6 separate regions of the Homo sapiens genome follow, and regions 2, 3, 4, 5 and 6 are each linked to region 1. A link is a contact called in ENCODE Hi-C or POLR2A ChIA-PET data. All regions are on one chromosome and are shown on one strand. The core of a region is the stretch at or near the end of the contact, and the rest is flanking DNA. Distances in the headings are between cores, read along the strand shown. Region 1 holds the start of ACOT2 (acyl-CoA thioesterase 2). Region 2 holds the start of COQ6 (coenzyme Q6, monooxygenase). Region 3 holds the start of PTGR2 (prostaglandin reductase 2). Region 4 overlaps PSEN1 (presenilin 1). Region 5 holds the start of LINC02274 (long intergenic non-protein coding RNA 2274). Region 6 holds the start of PAPLN-AS1 (PAPLN antisense RNA 1).

The links. Hi-C counts contacts between places; a loop is a spot of excess contacts on that map. ChIA-PET counts read pairs that join two places held with the same protein, here RNA polymerase II (POLR2A). Pooled maps may share reads with other maps.
Region 2: a pooled map shows a loop between it and region 1 (8-fold over the local background). The contact joins the promoter of COQ6 here to the promoter of ACOT2 in region 1. A Hi-C loop is called at or near these places in 9 of 50 pooled maps. POLR2A ChIA-PET finds 5 or more read pairs at or near these places in 7 of 52 experiments (CD4-positive, alpha-beta T cell, Caco-2, HCT116 and 4 more).
Region 3: a loop to region 1 is called in a map of CD8-positive, alpha-beta T cell, with 6 times the contacts of the local background. The contact joins the promoter of PTGR2 here to the promoter of ACOT2 in region 1. A Hi-C loop is called at or near these places in 1 of 168 maps with a recorded cell type or tissue (CD8-positive, alpha-beta T cell) and 9 of 50 pooled maps. POLR2A ChIA-PET finds 5 or more read pairs at or near these places in 10 of 52 experiments (CD4-positive, alpha-beta T cell, GM12878, HepG2 and 5 more).
Region 4: a map of PC-3 shows a loop between it and region 1 (2.1-fold over the local background). The contact joins the enhancer-like site here to the promoter of ACOT2 in region 1. A Hi-C loop is called at or near these places in 1 of 168 maps with a recorded cell type or tissue (PC-3) and 2 of 50 pooled maps. POLR2A ChIA-PET finds 5 or more read pairs at or near these places in 2 of 52 experiments (GM12878 and activated T-cell).
Region 5: a pooled map shows a loop between it and region 1 (4-fold over the local background). The contact joins the promoter of LINC02274 here to the promoter of ACOT2 in region 1. A Hi-C loop is called at or near these places in 7 of 50 pooled maps. POLR2A ChIA-PET finds 5 or more read pairs at or near these places in 7 of 52 experiments (AG04450, GM12878, WTC11 and 2 more).
Region 6: a pooled map shows a loop between it and region 1 (3-fold over the local background). The contact joins the promoter of PAPLN-AS1 here to the promoter of ACOT2 in region 1. A Hi-C loop is called at or near these places in 2 of 37 single-sample maps with no recorded cell type and 4 of 50 pooled maps. POLR2A ChIA-PET finds 5 or more read pairs at or near these places in 2 of 52 experiments (WTC11 and activated T-cell).

What each region holds. Positions count from the first base shown.
Region 1 is chr14:73,567,024-73,571,005 of GRCh38, reverse strand. It overlaps ACOT2 (acyl-CoA thioesterase 2), which reads right to left and starts at 1,793. Exons shown (of 3, transcript NM_006821.6): 1 at 1,123-1,793. The coding sequence starts at 1,765. It also overlaps a transcript of HEATR4 not described here and the pseudogene NT5CP1. RefSeq lists enhancers at 1,013-1,182, 2,377-3,576, 3,970-3,982.
Region 2 is chr14:73,949,037-73,952,837 of GRCh38, reverse strand. COQ6 (coenzyme Q6, monooxygenase) reads right to left here and starts at 2,536. Exons shown (of 12, transcript NM_182476.3): 1 at 2,343-2,536. The coding sequence starts at 2,505. It overlaps FAM161B (FAM161 centrosomal protein B), which reads left to right and starts at 2,744. Exons shown (of 9, transcript NM_152445.3): 1 at 2,744-2,865. The coding sequence starts at 2,812. RefSeq lists a silencer at 486-784 and enhancers at 2,778-2,837, 1,854-2,854.
Region 3 is chr14:73,850,550-73,854,321 of GRCh38, reverse strand. PTGR2 (prostaglandin reductase 2) reads right to left here and starts at 2,491. Exons shown (of 10, transcript NM_001146154.2): 1 at 2,379-2,491. RefSeq lists an enhancer at 2,696-2,745 and a silencer at 2,355-2,757.
Region 4 is chr14:73,221,113-73,224,848 of GRCh38, reverse strand. It overlaps PSEN1 (presenilin 1), which reads right to left. Exons shown (of 12, transcript NM_000021.4): 12 at 1,158-3,736. Among named protein-coding and RNA genes, the nearest start is that of PAPLN, 15 kb to the left of the region's middle. RefSeq lists an enhancer at 1,402-1,914. Within about 2 kb of position 1,693, at least 3 of the 41 ENCODE cell types and tissues checked have a DNase peak (open chromatin) inside an H3K27ac peak, as active enhancers do.
Region 5 is chr14:73,828,338-73,832,464 of GRCh38, reverse strand. It overlaps LINC02274 (long intergenic non-protein coding RNA 2274), which reads left to right and starts at 2,330. Exons shown (of 2, transcript NR_135238.1): 1 at 2,330-2,569.
Region 6 is chr14:73,243,854-73,247,720 of GRCh38, reverse strand. It overlaps PAPLN-AS1 (PAPLN antisense RNA 1), which reads left to right and starts at 1,720. Exons shown (of 2, transcript NR_135248.1): 1 at 1,720-2,197; 2 at 2,477-3,703. It overlaps PAPLN (papilin, proteoglycan like sulfated glycoprotein), which reads right to left. Exons shown (of 27, transcript NM_001365906.3): 3 at 2,962-3,077; 4 at 2,025-2,085; 5 at 1,546-1,648. It also overlaps the pseudogene RNU6-419P. RefSeq lists enhancers at 1-460, 599-668 and a silencer at 1,616-1,885.

The DNA.
Region 1 (3,982 bases), core at 544-3,043:
TCGGAATTCTTATTTAAAAAAAAAAAAAAGTGGCTTCCTAGTCAATACATAAATAAGAACATTAAAAAATTGAAACTACCTGAATTTTTTTTTTTTTTTTTTAAGATAGAGTCACTCTTGTCCCCCAGGCTGGAGTGCAATGGCATGATCTCAGCTCACTGCAACCTCTGCCTCCCGGGTTCCAGCGATTCTCCTGCCTCAACCTCCTAAGTAGTTGGGACTACAGGCATGCACCACCACGCCTGGCTAATTTTTCTATTTTTAGTAGAGATGGGGTTTCACCATGTTGGCCAGGCTGGTCTCGAACTCCTGACCTCAGGTGATCCGCCGGCCTCGGCCTCCCAAAGCGCTAGGATTACAGGCGTTAGCCACCGCGCCCGGCCTGTTTTGTTTTTAATATAAGTGTCTTTTTCCTTTCCTTACAATGTCTTTTTTTTGAGACGGAGTCTCGCTCTGTCGCCCAGGCTGGAGTGCAGTGGCGCGATCTCAGCTCACTACAAACTCTGCCTCCCGGGTTCACACCATTCTCCTGCCTCAGCCTCCCGAGTAGCTGGGACTACAGGCGCCCGCTACTACGCCCAGCTACTGTTTTGTATTTTTAGTAGAGACGGGGTTTCACCGTGTTAGTCAGGATGGCCTCAATCTTTTGATCTCGTGATCTGCCCGCCGAGACTTCCCAAAGTGCTGGGATTACAAGCGTGAGCCACTGCGCCTGGCCCTTACAATGTCTTTTAACTGAGCACTAGGTTTGAGGGACCTCTCAGTTTTGGAGCGGCAGGGACACTTCCCCAATCAGCTTTCCATTCCATTCCTGTTTCTTTACACTAACCTCCGGAAGGTTGGAAGCTACATCCCTTCTTCGTGTGAAAAGGGCAGGGACGGAAAAAAAAAAAAAGTGTAACTCCCCTCAAAGTGCCGGGCGCGGTGGCTCACCCTGTAATCCCAGCTCTTAGGGAGGCAGAGGCGGGAAGATAGCTGGAGACCAGGAATTCGAAACCTGCCTGGGCAATATAGCCCGGGGGCGCGGCGGGGGGGCATACACATAAGCGAAAAGCGTGGGGCGGGGGAGACACACAAAGTGAAAGGCGAACGAACACGGAACAATTAGCGGAGGTGAGTCACCTGGCGGCAGGAAGAGCGTGCCTCGCACCCGGCCCACGCGCACCGGCTCGCGCCGCACCCCGGGCGGGAGGAAGTAGCGCTCGTGCCGCGTCTGGCACAGCAGCCGCCCGGGGTCGGGGTCGTGGCCATCCAGCACCTCCAGCTCCACGGCCAAGGGCGTTCGCACGTCGCGCTTCACCAGCCGCACCAAAGGTTTCTCGGGCTCCAAGGCCCAGAGCAGCCCCATGGGCTCAAGCCCCGCGAAGCTGCCGCCCAGCGCGGGCGCGCGCTCCAGGTCCAGCTCGCCAAGAGTGTCGGCGCGGTAGCGCGCGTGGGCCTGGAAAAGCGCGCCCTTCTCGTCGCGCAGGGACGCGCGCAGCGTGACCGGCTGCTCCGGGGCTAGGCCGCGCACGGCGATTCGCACCGGTTCGTCCCAGCAGCAGCGGCCCGCAGGCTCCAGGATCAGCGTCGCCGCCATCCGAGCAGGAACCCTAATGATCTGACCAACCTGCCTCAGCTGTGGAGACCCCAGGAACTGCGCCGAACTCTTCAGGCTCCATTGGTACAGCCGGGACGCTCGAAGGACAGCAGGAGATGAGGCCATTTTGAATTCAGACCTGAGAACAACTGAATGGGGGTGGGGAGAAAGAAGCTTGTTAGACATCCTCTCGGGCTGCCGTCGCAGGCTAAGCGCCCACTAGGGCAGAGCTGTCTGCTAACGTGAGCGGGGAAGGCCAGAGTCCAGCCGATCAGCCAGACCAAATATAGACACACTGGAACTTGCTTAAAGTCTCCTGTGTTGAAACCTCCACTTTATGTTGGAAAGCTACTTCCTAGGTTTGCTTTTCAGAAGCTTGCTGGCCTGCGGAATGGGCTGGACCAGGGCTGGTTCTTAAAGAACCAGGCAGCTAGCAGTCTCCAGGCTCCAAACTCCTGATGGCGAAGAGGAATGCAGAGCTGGAGTTAGTTTTGATCACTTTGTTGAATAATTCACACTCATTACTAATCTTAGGGCTTTTCTTTCAAAATCTGCACCATGGTGTTTTGCTTTTGTGTTCTCTGTATATGCCTATCCTCCACATCAATCCCACATCGAAGGGTGCTGGCTTCTTACTAGCTGTGTGACCTCTGAGCTTCATTCCTTACAAGTGTAAAAATAGCCAAATGGGGTAATAGGTAGTAATTTCTCAAACTCCTGACTTTGTAATCCGCCCGCCTCAGCCTCCCAAAATGCTAGGATTTACAGGCATGAGCCACCGCGCCCGGCTAATAGTTATTATTTTGTTTTACTGGTTTCTCAATTATTGTCCCAGTCAGGCAAGGGTTACTTTTTTTTTTTGAGAGACAGGGTCTCACTACATTGCCAGACTGGAGTACAGCGGCAGTTTACCATCACTGCACTTACAAACCTCCAACTCCTGGTGCTCAAGCCATCTTCCTGACTCAGCCTCTCAAATACCTCAAAGGACTACCGGAGCTCCCCATGCATCGCGCTTTTTTCTACTTTTTCGTAAGCTATTGGTTTCACCAGAGGTGTGGTGTTTTTTTTTTTCATCACTTAAGCTTTAGGCCCCTGCCAAGCCCTTGTACCTGATTTTATAATTTCCTACCTGTGTAATTAGAGAAAGCTATAAATGTGTAGGCTTCAAACCCACAAAACCTGTGTTTGCCTCTGCTCCTAATAAGGCTGTCCTCAAGGTAAGCCTTTTTATCTCGTTCCAAATCTCTCATGTCCCACGTCATTAATCATACAATTCCCTGTCAGTTCTAATTACCTTTGTATAACACCTCAAGTATGTTCTGTGCCTAGAACTCTCAGGAAGTAAGAAGGCAAATAATTCTGTGTCTGGAATTGGTTCCTTCTGGTGGATTCTTGGTCTCGCTGACATCAAGAATGAAGCCGCAGACCCTCGCAGTGACTGTTACAGTTCTTAATACAGTTCTGAAAAGTAGTGTGTCTGGAGTTTGTTTCCTCTGATGTTCAGATGCGTCCGGAATGTGTTCCTTCTGGTGGGTTCATGGTCTCGCTTCTCACCGACTTCAAGAGTAAAGCCACAGACCTTCAAGGTGAGTGTTACAGCTCATAAAGGCAGCAGGTCCAGAGTTGTTTTTCTTGTTCCTCTCAGTGGGTTCATGGTCTTGGCTTCAGGAGTGAAGCTGTATACCTTCACGGTGTTACAGCTCTGAAATGCAGTATGGACCCAAAGAAGGAGCAGTAGCAAGGTTTATTGTGAAGTACAAAAGAACAAAGCTTCCATCAGCCTGGAGCGGAACTCACGCAGGTTACCACTACTAGCTGGGGTGACCAGCTTTTATTCCCTTATTTGGCCCTGCTCATGTCCTGCTGATTGGTCCATTTTACAGAGCGCTGATTTTCCATTTTACAGAGTGCTGATTGGTTCGTTTTACAAAGTGCTGATTGGTTCGTTTTTACCCAGTGCTGATTGGTGCGTTTACAAACCTTTAGCTAGACACAGAGTGCTGATTGGTGCATTTACAATCCTTTAGCTAGACAAAAAAGTTCTCCAAGTCCCCACCCAACCCAGAAGCCCAGCGGTCTTCACCTCTCAATAGTAGCTAATGGTTAATACTTACAAGAACCCTATCAGTAAATTAAGGCCCAGAGAATTTAACTGATTTTCTGAAGATCACACAGCTAGAAAGTGGAAGTTGGGCAAGATGGCTCACGCCTGTAATCCCAGTTTACTTGGAGGCTGAGGTGGCAGGGTTGCTTAAGGCCAGGAGTTTCGCACCAACCTGGACAACATAGCAAGACCCTGTCTCTAAAAAGAAAAAGGGGATGGGCGCGGTGGCTCACACCTGTAATCCCAGAACTTTGGGAGGCTGAGGCGGGTGGATCATGAGGTCAGGAGATCGACAC
Region 2 (3,801 bases), core at 1,287-3,786, 380 kb before region 1:
CAGGTGTGATGGCGGGCACCTGTAATCCCAGCTACTTGGGAGGCTGAGGCAGGAGAATCGCTTGATCCTGGGAGGAGGAGATTGCACCACTGCACTCCAGCCAGGGCAACAAGAGCAAAATTCTGTCTCAAAAAGAAAGAATTAGAGTTTATAAAAGAAAACGTGAGCCAGGCATGGTGGCTAACGCCTGTAATCTCAGCATTTTGGGAGGCCGAGGTGGGAGGATTGCTCAAGCCTAGGAATTCAAGACCAGCCTGGGCAACATGGCGAGACCCTGTCTCTACAAAAAAAAATTTTTTTTAACTAGCCAGGCATGGTGGCACACCTGAGCTATGTTTGTGCAACTGCAGTCCTACCTGGGGGACAGAGCAAAACCCTGTCTCAAAAACTACAAAAAAGAAAAGAAAAGAAAGAAAGGTCAGGCACAGTGGGTCACACCTATAATCCCAGCACTTTGGGAGACTGAGGTGATGGATCAGTTGAGCTCAGGAGTTCAAGACCAGCGTGGGCAACATGGTGAAACCCCATCTCTACTAAAAACACAAAAATTAGCCAGGTGTGATGGCGGGCGCCTGTGGTCCCAGCTCCTCAGAAGGCTGAGGCAGGAGAATCACTGGAACCTGGGAGGCAGAGGTTGCAGTGAGCTGGGATCCTGCCACTGCACTCCAGCCTGGGTGACAGAGCAGAGACTCTGTCTCAAAAAAAAAAAAAAAAAAAAAAAAAGTTAGCTCCAGCCATACAGACAGTGAGCGGTCCATCTTGGCAGCTTTTGCTGTGGAGGATGGGGCACAGGGACATGCTCTGTAGAGCATGCTCTGTAAAGGGCACTATCTTCTTTTTTTTTTTTTTTTTTTTTTGAGATATCGAGTTTCGCTCTTGTTGCCCAGGCTGGAGTGCAGTGGCGCGATCTCAGCTCACTGCAACCTCCCCCTTCCAGTTTCAAGCGATTCTCCTGCCTCAGCCTCCCAAGCAGCCATGAGAACCACCCTGTTACAGAAGTCTATGATCTGCTTTAAGTTAAATTTTGTGTATCTTGTGAGATGAGGATCATAGGGTGGAACAGCTGCCCTTAGATCAGGGTGTCCAATCTTTTGGCTTCCCCAGGCCACAGTGGAAGAATTGTCTTGGGTCACATATAAAAAAACACTAATATTAATGATAGCTGATGAGCTAAAAAAAAAAAAAAAATCACAAAAAAAAAATCTCATAATGGGCCAAGCATGGTGATTCATGCCTGTAATCCCAGCACTTTGGGAGGAAGGGGCAGGTGGATCACGAGATCAGGAGTTCGAGACCAGCCTGGCCAATATGGTGAAACCCCGTCTCTACTAAAAATACAAAAATTAGCCAGGCATGGTGGCACAAGCCTGTAATCCCAGAGGTTGCAGTGAGCTGAGATCGTGCCATTGTACTCCATCCTGGGCAACAAGAGCGAAACTCCATCTCAGGGAAAAAAAAAAAAGTGAAAAGACTACAAAATGGAAGAAAATATTTGCAAGTCATTTATCAGATAAGGGACTTATACAGAATAAACAAAATAATGGCCAGGCAGGGTTGCTTATGCCGGTAATCCCAGCACTTTGGGAGGCTGAGGCAGGTGGATTGCTTGAGCCCAGAAGTTCCAGACCAGCCTGGGCAACATAGTGAGACCTCGTCTCTACAAAAAAATACAAAAATCAGCCGAGTGGTGGCGCATTCCTGCAGTCCCAGCTATTTGGGAGGCAGAGGCAGGAGGATCAATTCAGCCAGGGAGGTTGAGGCTACAGTGAGCCGTGATCGTGCCACTGCACTGCAGCCTGGGCACAGCGGAAGACCCTGTCTCAAAAAATAAAAATAACTCTTACCACAGTATTCAAGAGACAAACTGCTCAATTAAAAACCGGGCAAAGGGTCTGAATAGGCATTTCTCTAAAGAAGATATACAAATGACCAATAAACATATGAAAGGATATTCAACATCATTAATCATTAGGGAAATACAAGTCAAAACCTGGAGATCCCACTTTACTTACACCCACTAGAATGTCTATAAACAAAAAGACAATGACAAGTACTGTCCAGGATCTGGAGAAACTGGAACTCTCATTTATAAATAACCCCGGGAAGGCCTGTTTTCCCATGAGTAGAACAGACTCTGAACGCCCCTCCCACTTTTGACCCTAATGGACCCTGAAGGACCACACGCATTCCGGCGTGCCCTGGGGTTCCTCTAGGAGGGGAGGGGAGAAGCGTCGCGAGACCTGAGAAATTGTCTTTGGGCAAGTCGTGCTAGGGCTCTCACGGCTCTCATCGTGCCTCCGCGGCCCGGTTTCCGGCCACTAGTAGCCTGGAGAAGGGCTTACCCAAGGCACAGGCCATGGCAGCGCCCACCAGGCCTCCACCCGACACCACCACGTCATACACGGTGTCTGTTGAGGCGCCGGACCACCTGCGCCAGGACACCAGCGGGCCGCTGTGGGGAGCTGCACGCACAGCCCCGCATCGGCTGACAAGCCGGGCCGCCATGGTGCAGACCTGCGCCGTCGCACTCAGAACTCCCGCAGGCCCACCTACGTAGTGCGTCCGGAGCAGAGCACTCCAATCCCGTCCCGCTTCCGCGGCGTCCTCAGAACCGGAAATAAAATGCGCGGAGAAAATAGGCCAATCGGAAAACGAACCTTGCCTCCTCGGGCGGGATGGATCGGAGGCTGCCCTGGAAGCCAACCAGACGCCAAAGCTAGAAAGGGGTGGACCCTGGCCCCGCATAGCTCTCGCTGCCACCGCTGCTGCCACTATCGCTGTCACTGTCGCTGCTGCCTCTGTCCAGCTGAAATGACCGTGGGGAGGCCTGAGGGAGCCCCCGGAGGCGCGGAGGGGAGCCGTCAGGTGAGGAGAGAAAAGAGACTGCCCCCGGGAAAGGAATCCCGGAGAGGAAACTGTTGGGCGTTGCCTTGGAGACAGACAGCAGGGGCGTGTCACGGAGGGGCGTGGGATTAAAATGAGCGTTTAGGGACCAGGAGGCGGACTCTGACTTACAGACCTGAACCTCTCGGACTTTATACGAGGCTCTTGATAGGCAATGTCACTCAGTTTTCGCTTATCCTCTTAGTACTCTATGACCAGTAGTACAATTGTCGTCTCATTTTTGTAGAAGAGAAAACTGAGGCACAAAGAGATTAAGAAAATTGCTCCCCAAATTTGGCCGGGCGTGGTGGTTCACGCCTGTAATCCTAGCACTTTGGGAGGCCGAGGCGGGTGGATCACCTGAGGTCAGGAGTTCGAGACCAGCCTGGCCAACATGGTGAAACTCCGTCTAAAAATTTAAAAAAAAAAAAAAAATTGGCCAGGCGCGCTGGCTCACGCCTGTAATCCCAGCACTTTGGGAGGCCAAGGAAAGCGGATCATGAGGTCAAGAGATCGAGACCAGGCTGGTTTCCATGGCAAAACCCCGTCTCTACTAAAAATACAAAAATTGGCCGGGTGCGGTGGCTTACTCCTGTAATGCAGCACTTTGGGACCTGAGGTCAGGAGTTCAAGACCAGCCTGACCAACATGGAGAAACCCTGTCTCTACTAAAAAAAATACAAAATTAGCTGGACGTGGTGGCACATGCCTGTAATCCCAGCTACTCGGGAGGCTGAGGCAAGAGAATTGCTTGAACCTGGGAGGTGGAGGTTGCAGTGAGCCGAGATTGTGCCATTGCACTCCAGCCTGGGCAACAAGAGCAAAACTCTCTCAAAAACAAAAACAAACAAACAAAAAAATACAAAAAATTATCTGGGCATGGTGGTGCGCGCCTGTAGTCCTAGCTACTCGGGAGGC
Region 3 (3,772 bases), core at 1,242-3,741, 280 kb before region 1:
GAGACCAGCCTGGCCAACATGGTGAAACTCTGCCCTACTAAAAATACAAAAATTAACCAGGCGTGGTGGCGGGTGCCTGTAATCCCAGCTACTCCGGAGGCTGAGGCAGGAGAATCACTTGAACCTGGGAAGCGGAGGTTGCAGTGAGCCGAAACTGATCCATTGCACTCAAGCCTGGGGGACAAGAGCGAAACTTTGTCTCAAAAAAATAAATAAATAATAAAAATAAATAAAATATAGATACCTAGATTTAGTCATAAAATTAACAGCTAAAATAAGACACATCAAGTTCCAAGATCTGAAAGAAGGGTAGATTGTTAAATTCATCCCAAGTAGGGGAAAAAAACTCAGCAAATCCTATTTGCCTGGGATACTATTCCTACTTGGTGCTAATATTCCAAAATAATAACAGACGAATTTGCTCCGATGTGATGATAGAGTGTGTTGAGTGTTTACCTTGCAGCCTGGTAAAAGGGAAAGGTCATTTAAGTAGGAAGAACAGAGTACTTCTCCTAGTTCTAACCAGGTGGGAACTTGGAAAAAGTCCCTTCTCTCAACCTGTTTCCTTAATATTCCTAAATGCCAGGAACTGAGCACAGACTCATTCACTAGCCTGTTTAAACCACCTCCCCCACCCTCACCCCAAAAAAACTGTGAGGTTGGTAATATCATCCTCTCAATTTTATAGATGAGAAAAGGGGCCGGGTATGGTGGCTCAGGCCTGTAATCCCAGCACTTTGGGAAGCTGAGGTGGGCAGATCACTTGAGGTCAGGAGTTTGAGACCAGCTCCGACAAAACGGCGAAACCCCACCTCTACTAAAAATACAAAAATCAGCCCGGCGTGGTGGCGGGCGCCTGTAATCCCAGCTACTCTGGAGGCTGAGGCTGGGGAATCGCTTTAAACCGGGAGGTGGAGGTTGCAGTGAGCCGAGATCACGCCATTGCACTCCAGCATGGGCGACAAGAGCGAAACTCCATCTCAAAAAAAAAGAAAAAAGAGAAGAAAAAAGAGGTACAGAAAGAGAATAATTCGCCCAGAGTCGCCCAACTTGTAATAACGCTAGAACCCATACTCCAACACGGCACCTGCTATTTCCATCACATGAGCTTCCTAATACCTTTTAATACCCTTATTTCGTGCGATTATTCTGCCACTAGCAACCCTGTTGACCACGCCTTGTTATAAAACGTATCTTTCTGGGCCCAGAGCCGTGGCTCACACCTGTAATTCCAGCACTTTGGGAGGCTGAGGTGGGAGGCTCACTTGAGGCCAGGAATTCGAGACCAGTCTGGCCAACATGGGAAAACCCCGCTCTACTAAAAATACAAAAATTAAGCGTGGTGGTGGGCGCCTATAGTCCCAGCTACACAGGAGGCTGAAGCTGGAGAACTGCCTGAACCCAGGAGACTGAGGCTGCAGTGAGCCGAGATCCAGCCAGGACACTCCAGCCTGGGCAACAGAGCGAGACTTTGTCTCAAAAAACAAACAAACAAACCACGTGTCTTTCTGGATCTCTCTGCCAGTCTTCTCCTCCCCTTCCGGTTTTCTGGTCTCCCCCTTCCCCTCCCGAAGTCTTGCATGTGGAGATTCCTATCTTGCTCTTCCCTTTCTCAGTGACCTCCCTGAGCCCTGTGGCTCCTCCTACCAACCACTTTATATGGAAATTAATAATAATTTGCGTCTCTAGCCCAGAATTTCAAACTAACTGCCCAGCTCGTCAGCGCTAAGAGGATAAGGACTCGTCTGCTTTGTTCAATGATGTGAATCCAGGCCGGGCGCGATGGCTCACGCCTGTAATCCCAGCACTCTGAGAGGCCGAGGCAGGCAGATCACGAGGTCAGGAGATCAAGACCATCCTGGCTAACACGGTGAAATCTCGTCTCTACCAAAAATACAAAAAATTATCCGGGCGCAGTAGTAATCCCAGCTACTCGGGAGGCTGAGGCAGGAGAATCGCTTGAACCCGAGAGATGGAGGCTGCAGTGAGCCGAGATCGCGCCACTGCACTCCAACCTGGGCGACAGACAGAGCGAGACTCCGTCACACACACAAAAAAATGTGAGTCCAATCCCCTATGCCCGGCGCATGGTACGTGCTCAACAAATCTGTGTTAAATGAAAGTTTCAGAGGCACCTCAAACACAATTACGTCAAAACCTCAGGTTGCTTTCCCCCAGTAATTCAAAAAAAACCCCAAAACCTGCTTCTGTTTCTCGAGCATTCCCTATCTCAGTGTTGCGGGCAATAACGCCAGTGTCCCCGGTAGCTCCGGGAGGACGCCTAGAAGTCACCCTGGTTGAGAGTCTTCTTCCTCACCGCTGGGGCCCGAAGCAGCTTCGGGAGCCACAGTCGCGGGAGCCGCTCGCGCGTCACTGACCCTGTGGAGCCCGGGTGAACGAAATCTCGCGTGATTTGCCGGAAAGAGGCTGTACTGCACGACCCCAGCTCGCCCCCAGGCCTCGGCCCTCTGACCGCAGTACGCAGGCGCGCGACTAGGCCCGGCTCCGCGCCCCCTCCCCTCCCAGGGGCGGGGTTTGGAAGCTTAGGGATTGGAAGTTTAGGATTCCTGGGCGCCCCACGTTTCCGGGAGAAGCAAGGGAAATGCGGAACGTCAGGGGAGAGTTACTAGTCTGGGCAAAGTGCATTAATAACTTAACTGAGATTGGTTCCTTGTGGCCGCCCCTACTGCCTTGACCCAAAGAGCAAATCTTGCAGCCTTGACCAGTGAGTTCACATTTAGCAGTCCGTGAAGAAGTTTTATTAGTTTTGTGGATTTCTCCCTGAACCTCGATTGGGAAATTATAGTGAGACAGGGACCGTCAAGCCTACTCCTTGTTTTATAGATGGGGAAACTGAGTCTCGGAGAGCTGATGTGATTGGACCACCTACCTTTCAGCTGGTTAGGGGCAGTGCTGGGATAAAACCCCTCTCTCCGGACCCTAATCCAGGGCCCCTTTGCGCCTCTTTTATTTCACGAAGAATACCAAATTCCTCCAAGATTACCAGTGTGGGCTGATTTCTCAATTTCATTCATCGTTAGTCGTCTCCTTTTGTGCTGGACTGGGTTGAGAGAAGTGTATACCTAGGACAGCTTCGGATCCCCAGGGACTTCAAACCCTAAGAAAGATCATCTGAATTAGGCAGGTATAAGAATTGCTTGTATTCATGTGGGAGCTAATAGCTCAGCACAAGTCATGCATGGAGTAGCTGAAAGATGACTAGGTTGGTGAGCAAGGGAATAGTGATCAAACAGGTTGGAGTTCCTGGTAGCTTTATGTCTGAATATTTTTGCTTCTTTGGGAAAGCTTCAGGAAGGACTAGGAGAATTACACTACTTTGCAAACATTTTCAGACAGGAGCTAATCTCTTTTATCTGTCATGGACAGGTAGACAGACCTTCAATGCCTTTTGTAATGACTTAAACCAAATGATGAAAAATAAAATGCTCAAATAGACAAAAAGTAGTAGTATAAAATAAAGGTAATCTAGAACTTGATTTAAAAGAAACACTTTCAAAATAGAAAAGAAGCCCTGCAATATTAAATTAGTTTTGGGGCTGGACGCAGTGGCTCACGCCTGTAATCTCAGACCTTTGGGAGGCAGAGGCAGGTGGATTGCTTGAGTCAGGAGTTCGAGACCAGCCTGGGCAACGTGGTGAAACCGCATTTCTTCAAAAAATAAAAAATAAAATGAAATTAGCTAGGTGTGGTGGTGCTTGCTGGTAGTCTCTCAGCTGCTCAGTAGGCTGCAGCGAGCCTTGATCACACCACT
Region 4 (3,736 bases), core at 444-2,943, 350 kb after region 1:
TGCTCAAAGTCCGTCCTCATTCTCATCAAGATCACCATTGTCCCATCCTGGTTAACACGGTGAAACCCTGCCTCTACTAAAAATACAAAAAAATTAGCCGGGCGTGGCGGGCGCCTGTAGTCCCAGCTACTCAGGAGGCTGAGGCAGGAGAATGGCATGAACCCAGGAGGCGGAGCTTGCAGTGAGCTGAGATCGCGCCACTGCACTCCAGCCTGGGCAACAGAGCGAGACTCCGTCTCAAAAAAAAAAAACAAGAACACCATTGTCAGGACCCCTAAAAATCAGAAACCTCTCCCAAGTCCTGATGCCTCTGTAGGAGACTCCACAGACACTGCCTAAAAGAGCCATGAAAACAAATGATGCCTCCAATTCTCAAAGGAGGGAATAAACACTCCCTGCTTCCTGATGCCCTTAGCAGATGTAGCCGGGAACACATCAATGTCTTATCTGCCCCCTTCTGAAGACCATGGCCAACTGTGGTTTTTCTGCCATAAATGTATTTCTGATCAATCATTTCCAGATTGTATGTTATTTACTGTTTAGAAACAAAACGTTTTATCAAGTTTGGGGAATGGAGTGAGAGGACATTCTATGCTCTACCAGGTCAATAAAAGTAATGTTGCCTTTTCCCATTAGTGTGACCTAATTTCTTTAAAAAAAATCCTCCAGCACATATCTGCACTGTACAACATACGTCTTATAAGTTTACAGTTTCTTCTGACATATTTACATTAATGTGAAAGTTATTAGAAAAAATATCTTTCAGGATGTATTAAGGATAGCTGCTTTGGGGCTTTTATAAACAGATTTAATATTACACTCTTCAGAGCTGTGGTGTGCTATAATCCATACCACTTTCTTATGAGTTAAGAATAGAAACAATGCATTTGTTTCTAAACTTTTTTTTTTTTGAGACAGAGTCTTGCTCTGTCGCCCAGGCTGGAGTGCAGTGGTGAGATCTCGGCTCACTGCAACCTCTGCCTCCTGGGTTCAAGCGATTCTCATGCCTCAGCCTTCCGAGTAGCTGGGACTACAGGCGCCCACCACCACGCCTGGCTAATTTTTGTATTCTAAACTGTTTCTTGATAAGTGCTAGACAGTTCTGTGAGTTACAGTTATACATTATGATACTTTCATGTAAAAAACACTAGCACAGCTGGATTCATGCAGTCTTTATTAATCTGACAAATACAGAAAATCTGCAATCAGCTATCAAAATTATATCTTACCAAGAATTTGAAAGGTATTTATAAAAAAGGTGTATTCACAGTCTGTCTGAATTAAGTACAAAGCAGTGTCCACAGAAGCAGAAGGCAGACAACATGTGAGAGTAAATGATCCCACTGAAACCCTCACCCCAGCACCTCCAAGGACACCAAAAACAAGACAGTCCTGTACTTGCTACTATATGCAGCTGACTTTGAAACTGCCTAGTCTCAACAATTACGTATTTCAAAAGGAAAATTGCTTTCTGGGAAATCGTCCCTGCTACACAGACACACAGACCAACTGGCAATGCTGCCACCACATGTCAGGGCTCAGGGTGGACCCAGCACATCCACTAAGAGGCACCCTGCTGCCCAAGGCTGTGGGAGACAGCTTTGATGTTCAAGAAAGGGGTTCATTTCAGCACCAGGGTGCTTTTTTATATGCAAATCTGAGGTGTTTCCCGTTAGAGGAGAGGACTATGCAGATGATCACATGCAGATGTCTCTGAGCTGTGAGCCCGATGACAGCTTTGTTGGTACACTCTGGCCAGCCATTTCACAACGCACTATGAAGAGCTGAAACCTCTGTTTTTAATCTCTTGTGTTGTGGGAATTTAAAGAGGTGAGAAGATCACAAGGATCACTTCTAGGCTCAAACTTATGATTATATGATAGTTTCCAGCCCAAGGGCAAAACCAAATGTCCAATTTTCACGTCTCCTTCCAAATTCAATGTTGGAAGGCAGGTGAGGAGGTGAGGAGAAGGGCAGGTCAAACTGTTCCTTATAGACATAACAGCAAATTTAGAGAAGGAGTACTTTACTGAATGGATTGATTTCTGAATCAAGTCACTTTTATAACACCAATGTATAAGCCCTCAGTAATGGTAACTGTTAAAAGTGGTTATTTGACAAATACCCAATATTTTAGAGAAGTTAAAGAAAGATGGCATATACCAGAAAACAAGAGATTATAACTACATTCTGAGAATTTATCTTATTCATCTTTGCATCCTCAGACTCCAGAACCTACGGGAACACAGAAAACACTGAACAAATTTTTTCATAGTGGTTTCTGAGCTCTTTTTCTTCCAGGGTTAGATCACAAATGATCAAATATACAAAGCCTTGGGGGTTGGGATCAAAGGCTTCCCGCAGTCATCTAACCCTGGGAGACCTTATTTGGTAGTTAAACTTATATTTCACACTCTACAAGTTATATCGAGAATACATACACTGTCTGAGGCCACGTAAATAACAAGTAATAAACATCATCTGTTTGGGCATCTATTGCAAAAGGAGGGTTTTTAAAAGCAGAGAGACTACAGAATGGGAATCCCGGAGTCTGAAAGTAAAAACACTGCCTCTTCAGTTGTTGCTTCTGTAGTAAAATCAACAAATTGCTTACTTATGACTGTTTTCTTCCAAGTTGCTTAGAAAGCTTCTACTTTTTCTAATTGAGAAATTGAGTCATTTGGAGTCAGAGCTGTGATTCTAGGAACACACACGAACCTACTGAGAACCAAAAACAGGAAGGTGAGTCTTTCCTCTCTGAAAAAAAATCTGCAAATCTTCCAAATATGATTGGTATTCCCATAGGCATGTAATGACATTCTGTCCATAAATACCCTTTATTCTGTAGCCCAGTCAGACTCAGACTCTTAGTGGCTACTTTCCTTCCTTACTGTCTTCCATCTTTTTATTAAGCAGATTGGCTTGGCTGGTCATACTCTACTGCTGGTTTTGCCCGACTCTATAACCACCGCCTGTCCCGTGTGAGTGAAGGCACATCCTTATGGAAATTGCTACTGTTCTTTCCAGTGACAATCTATTTTTCATGGTGGAAGACTAGCATTTGGATGTTTTAGGAATGACTGAACTAATTCTAAAAAGAATGTTTGAGGGAAAAGTTCTCTGCCTGAGATGAATGATTTAAAGAAATAAGATGGGCTGTAGTCTCAGCTACTCAGGCTGAGGTGGATTACTTGAGCCCAGGAGTTCAAGTCTAGCCTGGGCAACACAGCAAAATCCTGTCCTTTAAAAAAAAAAAAAGGAAAGATAGGTTCTCTGTACACTGTCTAACAATGTGGCTGAGATGTGGCTCAAACTTGGAGAAAGAGACAGAATAATTGCCATCTTTCTACACAGGACAATCAGTAATACATAGGATGGATTTAAATACACACACCCCACGTACCCTCTTCAGAGAAGAAATGTATCATGAAAGGTGCAACACATTTGGGATCCTTACACAAATAAATTACTCTAGATTAGGGATCCCTCAAGAATGCTTCCAATCACAAATTGCTATTCAGGTGGCTTTGCTGTAGCTGTGCTTTCTCAATGATAATACCCATGCTAGCACATGTCTGAGAGAGGGAATGAATCTTGGAAGAAGGGATTTCATGGAAAAAAATGAATTGAGATGATAGAACCTACTACTTTAAATCCCCCTTTCTTTGCATAGCTCTTATTTTTCCTGTCTGTGACTGCCTAATATAAGCCAATTTTAATTTAAATTCAGATCAGT
Region 5 (4,127 bases), core at 1,081-3,580, 260 kb before region 1:
GTCCCGTCTCTATGAAAAATTTTAAAATTAGCTGGGCATGGTGGCACGTGCCTATAGTCCTAGCTACTTGGGGGGCTAAGGTGAGAGGATCACTTGAGCCCAGAAGGTTGAGGCTACAATGACTTGTGATTGTGCCATTGCACGCAAGCCTGGGTAACAGAGCAAGACTCTGTCTCAAAAATAAAATAAAATAAAATAAAATAAATAGTAATAATCAGCACCCAAGAAGTTCCCTGTGCATCCCCTGAGTGATCACAACCATCTCCCTCCTATCAGAATTACTATTATACTAACTTTCATGATGTTAATTCCTTCTTGTTCTTTATAATCTACCACCTGTATTTGAATTTTATATGTGTGGATTCCCACTGTGCACATTCTTCTGTATCATGCTTCTTTCCCTCAATGTTATGTTTGTGGGATTCAAACAACTAACTCACTGGTTGTCACCGTAGCTCACTCATTTTCATTGCTGTATTGTATGAATCCACTACGATGCATCTCTTTCATTCTTTTTCTACTTTTTTTGAGACGTAGTCTCTCTCTGTCACCCAGGCTGGAGTGCAGTGGCACGATCTTGGCTCACTGCAACCTCCGCCTCCCGAGTTCAAGCAATTCTCTGCCTCAGCCTCCCAAGTAGCTGGGATTACAGGCACCTGCCACCATGCCCAGCTCATTTTTTTTTTTTGTATTTTTAGTAGAGACAGGGTTTCACCCTCTGGGCCAGGCTGGTCTTGAACTCATGACCTCGTGGTCCACCCACCTCAGCCTCCCAAAGTGCTGGGATTGGTGGCAGGCGCCTGTAGTCCCAGCTACTGCGGGGGCTGAGGCAGGAGAATCACTTGAACCCGGGAGGCGGAGGTTGCAGTGAGCTGAGATTGCGCCACTGCACTCCAGCCTGGTGACAGAGCGAGACTCCGTCTCAAAAAAAAAAAAAAAAAAAAAATAGATAGGATTGTTTCTGTTTTGAGCCTATTATGAACAATGCTGCCAAGAACATTCTTGCACCTAAATCCTGATACCCTTGTGCAAGAGCTTTTGTAAGGTGATGGCATCAGGGGGCTTCCCTTTAATCAGGGCTTAGTGCATTCACGCTTTTCCCCTGTCTCCTCTTCCAAAACCACCTCTCAGGAAAGGATTAGAAGTTCACTCATGTTAAGGTATAAATGGCTGAGAAGGATTAACATGTAGTCTCTCCCATATAACTGTGAGGTGGGGACAAAGGAATTAATTTCTAATTGTAGAATTTTAGTATCATGCCGGGCGCGGTGGCTCACGCCTATAATCTCGGCACTTTGGGAGGCCGAAGCGGGCGGATCACAAGGTCAGGAGATTGAGACCATCCTGGCTAACACAGTGAAACTCCGTCTCTACTAAAAATACAAAAAAATTAGCTTAGTGTGGTGGCGGGTGCCTGTAGTCCCAGCTACTTGGGAGGCTGAGGCAGGAGAATGGCGTGATCCCAGGAGGCGGAGCTTGCGGTGAGCCGAGATTGGCCACTGCACTCCAGCCTGGGCGACAGAGCAAGACTCCGTCTTAAAAAAAAAAAAAGAAAAAAAAAGAATTTTAGTATCAAGAGATTGGTGGAGAGAAATCCATTAAGTTAGCCCTAAAAAAAGCATCACATGGTTGTAATACCATGAACCAAGAAAATGAAAAAGAAAAAATCCATATAGACAACAACAACAAACCAGCCAAGGTGCTATACTCTACTTGAAAGGTCAAAACCCACATACAAGAAACGAAGTCCCGCTGGGCACAGTGGCTCATGCCTGTAATCCCAGCACTTTGGGAGGCTGAGGTGGGTATATCATCTGAGGTCAGGAGTTCGAGACCAGCCTGACCAACATGGTGATACCCCATCTCTACTAAATATACAAAATTAGCTGGGCGGGTGGTGCGTGCCTGTAATCCCAGCTACTTGAGAGGCTGAGGCAGGAGAATCGCTTGAACCTGGGAGGCAGAGGTTACAGTGAGCCAAGATCACACCATTGCACTCCAGCCTGGGCAATAAGAGCTAAACTTCGTCTCAAAAAAAAAAAAAAAAAAAAAAGAAGAAGGAGAAGAAATGAGGTCCTGTCTCCGAGGATCAGTTGGTAGTTAATGGCTAAGCTAACTGGTGATAGAGTGGTCAAAAGTAAGTCCTCAAGGCCAGATACCTGCACTTGAACCTCAGCTCCATCAGCTAGATGAGTCACGTTCTCCCAGCCGCAGTTCCTCTTCTGAGAAATCGACATAATGAGAGTACTGACCTCATCAGGCTGTTGTGAAAATAAAATAATGACTGAATCACATTTCACACAGCGCTTTCCGTTTAGTAAGTGCTCAAATAGTATTGGGCATCCTTCTTATTTGTGTTATTTGATGCTGAGTGTGAGCACTTTCTCTGTGTCAGGGTAAGCCAATGATCTGAGTAGGGCTTGATAATGCCATTGGAGAGTCTGACAAGATCAAAGTGTAAATGGGAGAGAAGAGGAAAAGAAGGAAAGAAATGAGAGCCACATATCTACTGGCAAAAGGAAAAGTGCAAAATTTCCAAGGGCAGGCTGCTGAAGGCCTGCCAGAGCGGGTAAGTGGAGAGGCTGGGCCAGAGAGGCAGAGGGGCTGCTCACCTAGATCAGGCCCAAGAAGCGGTTTGAGTGGGTCTCACTGTGTCAGGATAGAGAGGTCAGGTGTAGTCAATACATGAATAGGAAGGTGCAGGGCAAGAAGTAGGTCAGACAACAGCAAAGGTGTGCATGCCCACAGGATTGCTGTAGATCAACTGGAACTGAGGCCTGTGGCTTGTGATGCAGCTGTGGCTAACAGCTCCTATGCATGCTGATGGCTTCACGTCTCAAGCACCAGTGGAGTCTCTCAGCTTTTCTGCTTCAGAATTTTCTCCTCAGCTTGGAAGCTTGCTCAGTCCAACTTGCAGATACAGCCACAGAAGAAAGGGGCGGGAGCTGGGTAGTAGGGGAGTGGGAGAGTGCCAATGGAAGATGAAGGTTGCTGGATAAATGTCCCAACCTCTCACACTTCAGCAGGACAATTTTGGGTGGTTTCTATATGGTTCTTCAAAAGTGTGCAGGGAGATTGAGCCAATTGTCCACAGTGACAACCCAGCTCAGTAATGTATCTTTCATTGGCTTTCCGTCCTTCCTGTATCACTCTCCTCTCTCCCTCCCCGTCTTCCTTGGATATCTTCCCAAGTAAACTATTGTCACCCAAGTTCTTGTCTCAGGGTCTGCTTTAGGAGGCACCAAACCTAAGTTGTTTTATTACTAACACAAATCTGAAGCTGAGATTCCAAAAACTGAAACAAAAACTAACTTAAATAGAATGTAGTCTTGATGTGGGGGCTCACGCCTGTAATCCCAGCACTTTGTGAGGCCAAGGCGGATGGATCACTTGAGTCCAGGAGTTCAAGACCAGCCTGGGCAACATGGCGAAACCTCATCTCTATAAAAAAATAGAAAAATTAGCCAGGTGTGGTGGTGCAGGCCTGTAGTCCCAGCTACTTGGGAGGCTGAGGTGGGAGGATCGCTTGAGCCTAGGAGGGTGAGACTGCAGTAAGCCACCATCATGCCTCTGCACTCCAGCCTGGAAGACAGAGCAAGACACTGTCTCAAAAAAATAATTAATAATAAACTAAAAATAAATATAATAGAATGTTGAAGAAACATGGTCTAAGTGGAAATTAGGAGTGATTTTGCCAATGGAAAATTTCAAGAACTAATAGATCCTGTTCCAGCAGGTGTGACTAGAGAAAGAGGGAAAAAAAAAAAGAATAGAGTCAAAATCATTGTATAAGCTAGATGTGCTCAGATAAACCAAACGTGGGCAGGCATATGAATAGAAGAAAAAACAAACTGCAGGAGTATTAGAAGAAAATGTAAGCAATCCTGGGAAAATAGTCCTCAGAAATTCTCACAAAGGACCATATATGAGGTTGTTCATTACAGGGTTGTTTGTGGTAAGGGGAGTTGAAAGCTCCAGGGGCTCGATGCTGGGGGAAGGGATGAGGGTAGCAGTTAGAATCAAGAAACTGAGGGTACCATGGCTATGTGGAAGGGCTGTAAAACAGTGCTGAGAGAAGACAGTCAGAATAAGGCCTGTGGCACAATATCATTTACCTAAATACATAT
Region 6 (3,867 bases), core at 471-2,970, 320 kb after region 1:
GACTCCCACTGGGCCATGCCCACAGCCACGATCCCCACAACACACACACACACACACGCACACACACACAGGATAAGAGACTCCCACTGGGCCACACCCACTGCCACGATCGGCACAACACACACACACACGCACAGAGGACATGAGACTCCCACTGCGCCATGCCCACAGCCACGATCCCCACAACACACACACACACATACACAGGATATGAGACTCCCACTGGGCCATGCCCACAGCCACGATCCCCACCACACACACACAGAGAGAATATAAGTGCTCCTTGATCTGGAATCTAGAGTGCCACAGGGTCTCCAGAGGTCATTTGCCGCAAGCAGGGAAAACGAACACTCAGAAGACTTGTCTTGAGGAATCTTCTGATTCATCTAAAATGCTTAATGACATACATGTTGGTGCTTACCTGGGTGTTTTTTCCCTGAACTGTATTTCTCTAAAAATTAATGACTTATACCCTCCTCAGAGGTGCACAGACCATCTCCTCTGGCCCCCAGATCCTTGATAAATGAAGTCTTGGTGTACCAAGCCCCTTCCAGCCCCTCCTGCAGGATGACCGTGGGGCACCATTGCTACCGCTCCCGGGGTTCCCCATCTCCGTCTCTGTGCGACGGGAGGAACGCTTCCCATAGCAGACTGAGCAAAAACAGGGCTCAAAATGGTATAGACACACCATAGCTTCGTTTGAAAATATACATACATAAGGGGAGAAAGGATGGAAAGACCTCAAAATGGCTGCCATGGTGTTGCCACGGGCATGTGCTGGGGGGAGCAGGGGTACTGGTGATTGATTCATTATGGGTTGATCGATGGGGTATTTGACAAATGCTGGCTCTGGCAGCACATATACTAAAATTGGAACGATACAGAGATTAGCACAGCCCCTGCCCCCTTAGCTGGTATGGCATGCAAATTCATGAAGCATTCCATATTTACTTTAAAAATTATTTGGGAGGCTGAGGTGGAAGGATTGATTGAGCTTGGGAGGTACATGCTGCCCAGCTGACATGACACTGCTGCACTCAAGCCTGGGCAAGATCCTGTCTCAAAAAAAAAAAAAAAAGAAAGAAAGAAAAAGGAAAAGAAAAAAAGGAAAGGAAAGGAAGAGAGAAAAAAGAGCAAGCGAGAGAGAACGAGAGAGAAAGAAAAGAAAAAAAGATAAAGAAAAAGAGAGACCTCTTGCTCTCTCTCGAGGGACCTCTGCAGACCCTCTCCTCCCCAAAGGTGGGTCCTGTGGTCTACAAGATTTCCTGTACATTGCGAGCCCCCGCGCCCACCCAAAAAAAAAAAAAAAAAAAAAAAAAAAAATTGGTCGGGTACAGTGGCTCACGCCTGCAATCCCAGCACTCTGGGAGGTCGCTGCCGGCGGATCCCTTGAGCCCAGGAGTTCAAGACCAGCCTGGGCAACACAGTGAGACTGTCTCTAATATATATATATATGACAACGCCTCTATAATACGGCAATAGGAACTGTGGCATCAACGTAGGTATACAAGAGGCCCCGAGAGAGCGAGTCCCGGCCGCGCTCACCGCTGTAGTAGGGCAGCCACCGATACCGCCGCCCCTGGAACTCCGCTCCGTCGAACTCCGCGCACTGCTCGGCCCGGAAGTCCCGGGCGCCGTCGGGGCAGCTCTGCGGGGCGGAGGGGAAGTCGGGATCCAGGAGGGCGGAGTCCGAGGTCCGCCCACCTCCCGCCCCGCCCGAGCCCAGGGAGCCCAGGAGTCTCCCTTGCCTGCCCCATCGGAGCCGCCGGAGGTGGAGTCCGCCCCCCGGACCCCCGAACTCCTGTGCGTGCCCCTCCATGGTGCTCTAGGCTGTGGAGGGCAAGGCCAGTCCCCGGGAGCAGGGTGAGGAAGGGGCCCCCACGCAGCCCTGCTGTGGATTGGCGGGAGGACCCCAGGCTGGGCCAACCCAGCAGCCCGCGGCCAGGAGCGGGCATCCCAATGGGGAAATCGGCCAGGAGGGGCTGGGGAAGCTGGTGCCTTCGCCCGCGCCCCGTGAGCTTTACCTCCGTGCGACAAGAGCGGTGGCTCCGGGCGGGGCCCACGCAGCTGGAGCCTCCATCTCTCCTGCGGGACCAGAGCACCGGGAAGACCTGACCGAGACCCAACGTCCCTGCCCCCGTTCTGGGGCTCTCTGCAGGCCCCAACTTCTGCGGGACTCTCCAGTGGGAGCAGCAAGGTGAGAGGGTGTCCCCCGACCCCACCCCGTAAATCCCCCAGGTGGGAGTGAGCGACCCATGTTGGTACTCCAGAGAAGCGGGACTCAGAGCCCTACCCACCCTATAGTTTGGATTTAAGGCGGGACCACTCCACTGCATCTTAGGCAGATTCCCAGAGAAGACCCGAGGTGCATGAGATATAATACCCACCCGCTTGGCACAGCCATCCTGCGATCTAAGCAGGACATCAGTATAAGGCTCTTAGGATCATTCCTGGTCTCTCATTCCTCCTCACATAGGGTTCTCAGGAACAACCCCTATACAAACCGGGACAGAGGCACCTCACTACTCCTTCTGTGCCCCACCTTCTCCACTGACCCTGCCGGAGTGCAGCACACACAGCAAGCATTTAATAAATCGCTTGAAGTGGGGAACATCTGTACTCGGTAAAGAAACCACAGGAATTGGGAACTGCCGGTTGAAGATTATTTACCAGTTCCAGCAAAATTGACTGCACCTGCCATACTGCAGGCCGGTGCAGCATCAGGAGCTGGAGACCAGGGGCAACAGGCAGCACGCGTGCTCCAGCTCAGAGTGGAAGGCCCTGGGAAATGGTTTGATTTCCTGCGCTGAACTGATGCTGCTTCCAGAATGAATCTGCTCCTTGGTGGGTTCTGCTGATGTGGCCAGTGCTAGCCTAGGCCACGACCACCTAGCCCACCACCCAGAAGGCAGCATCCCCTGCTCCTGCTTTAACAAGCTGGCCCATTTTCATCTCTCCTACCTCTGGGAGTAGCAGGGGCGCTCCCGGAAGCTGACACCCCCTCCACAGGTCCGGCTGCAGGGGCTCCACTGGCTCCAGGGTCCCCAGGTGTCACTCTGCCGCCTCACCTTGGGAGCCTGCAGAAGACAGGACCATGCATCAGCATTGCCCACTCACAGCCTGAGCCCAGAGGCCCCTCCAAAGATGCTCTGCCTAAAACCCTCCCCTACCCATCAAGGAGTCTGGGATTCTCCCTTCCAGGGCCCACCTTTAGGACTCAGCAACACTGCCGGGCACCCCAAAACATATTCCTTTTCAGAATTAGCCTGCTTTCCTCATAAGGAGCTGAGAGCCAGGCCTGGAGGGCGGGAGCAGGAGCAGCTGGGAAGAGTTTGGAGTTTCAGGGGCCACTGGAGGGGAGGGACCCTACAGCCAGGGGCAGTTTGAGGGTCCAGGCATTTGTAGGTTAACCGTGATGTAGGGGAGGGGGGCCTAAAAGAAAATAAAGGGAAGCAACGTGGGGGGATCCTGCTAATCTGGCCGAGACTCCCAGGAGTACCCCAATATTCATCCCCTCCTTCTCCCATTGTGAGAGAATGCTTGAAAACTTGACTCAGCTGGGTACCTGGCTGCCCAAAATTTAAAAAAAAAATACATTTCCTGGACTGCCTGCAGCTAACTGTGGCTACATCACTTAGTTCTCATCAGTGAGATGTAAATACAAGTGTTGGGCAGCTGCCGCAAATAATCTCCTCAAGAGAGAGCCTGCGTGAGCCTTTGTCCTTTTCTCCTTCCTCCTGTACTCTTTCAGGCTGTCTGGGAAGCAGATGTGATGGCTGGAGTTGGAGCAGCCTTTTAGACTGTGAGGTAACTTGGAAATAGAGGCTTCAAACAGTGAAGCAAAGATAGAGGGACTCTAGAGCCTGG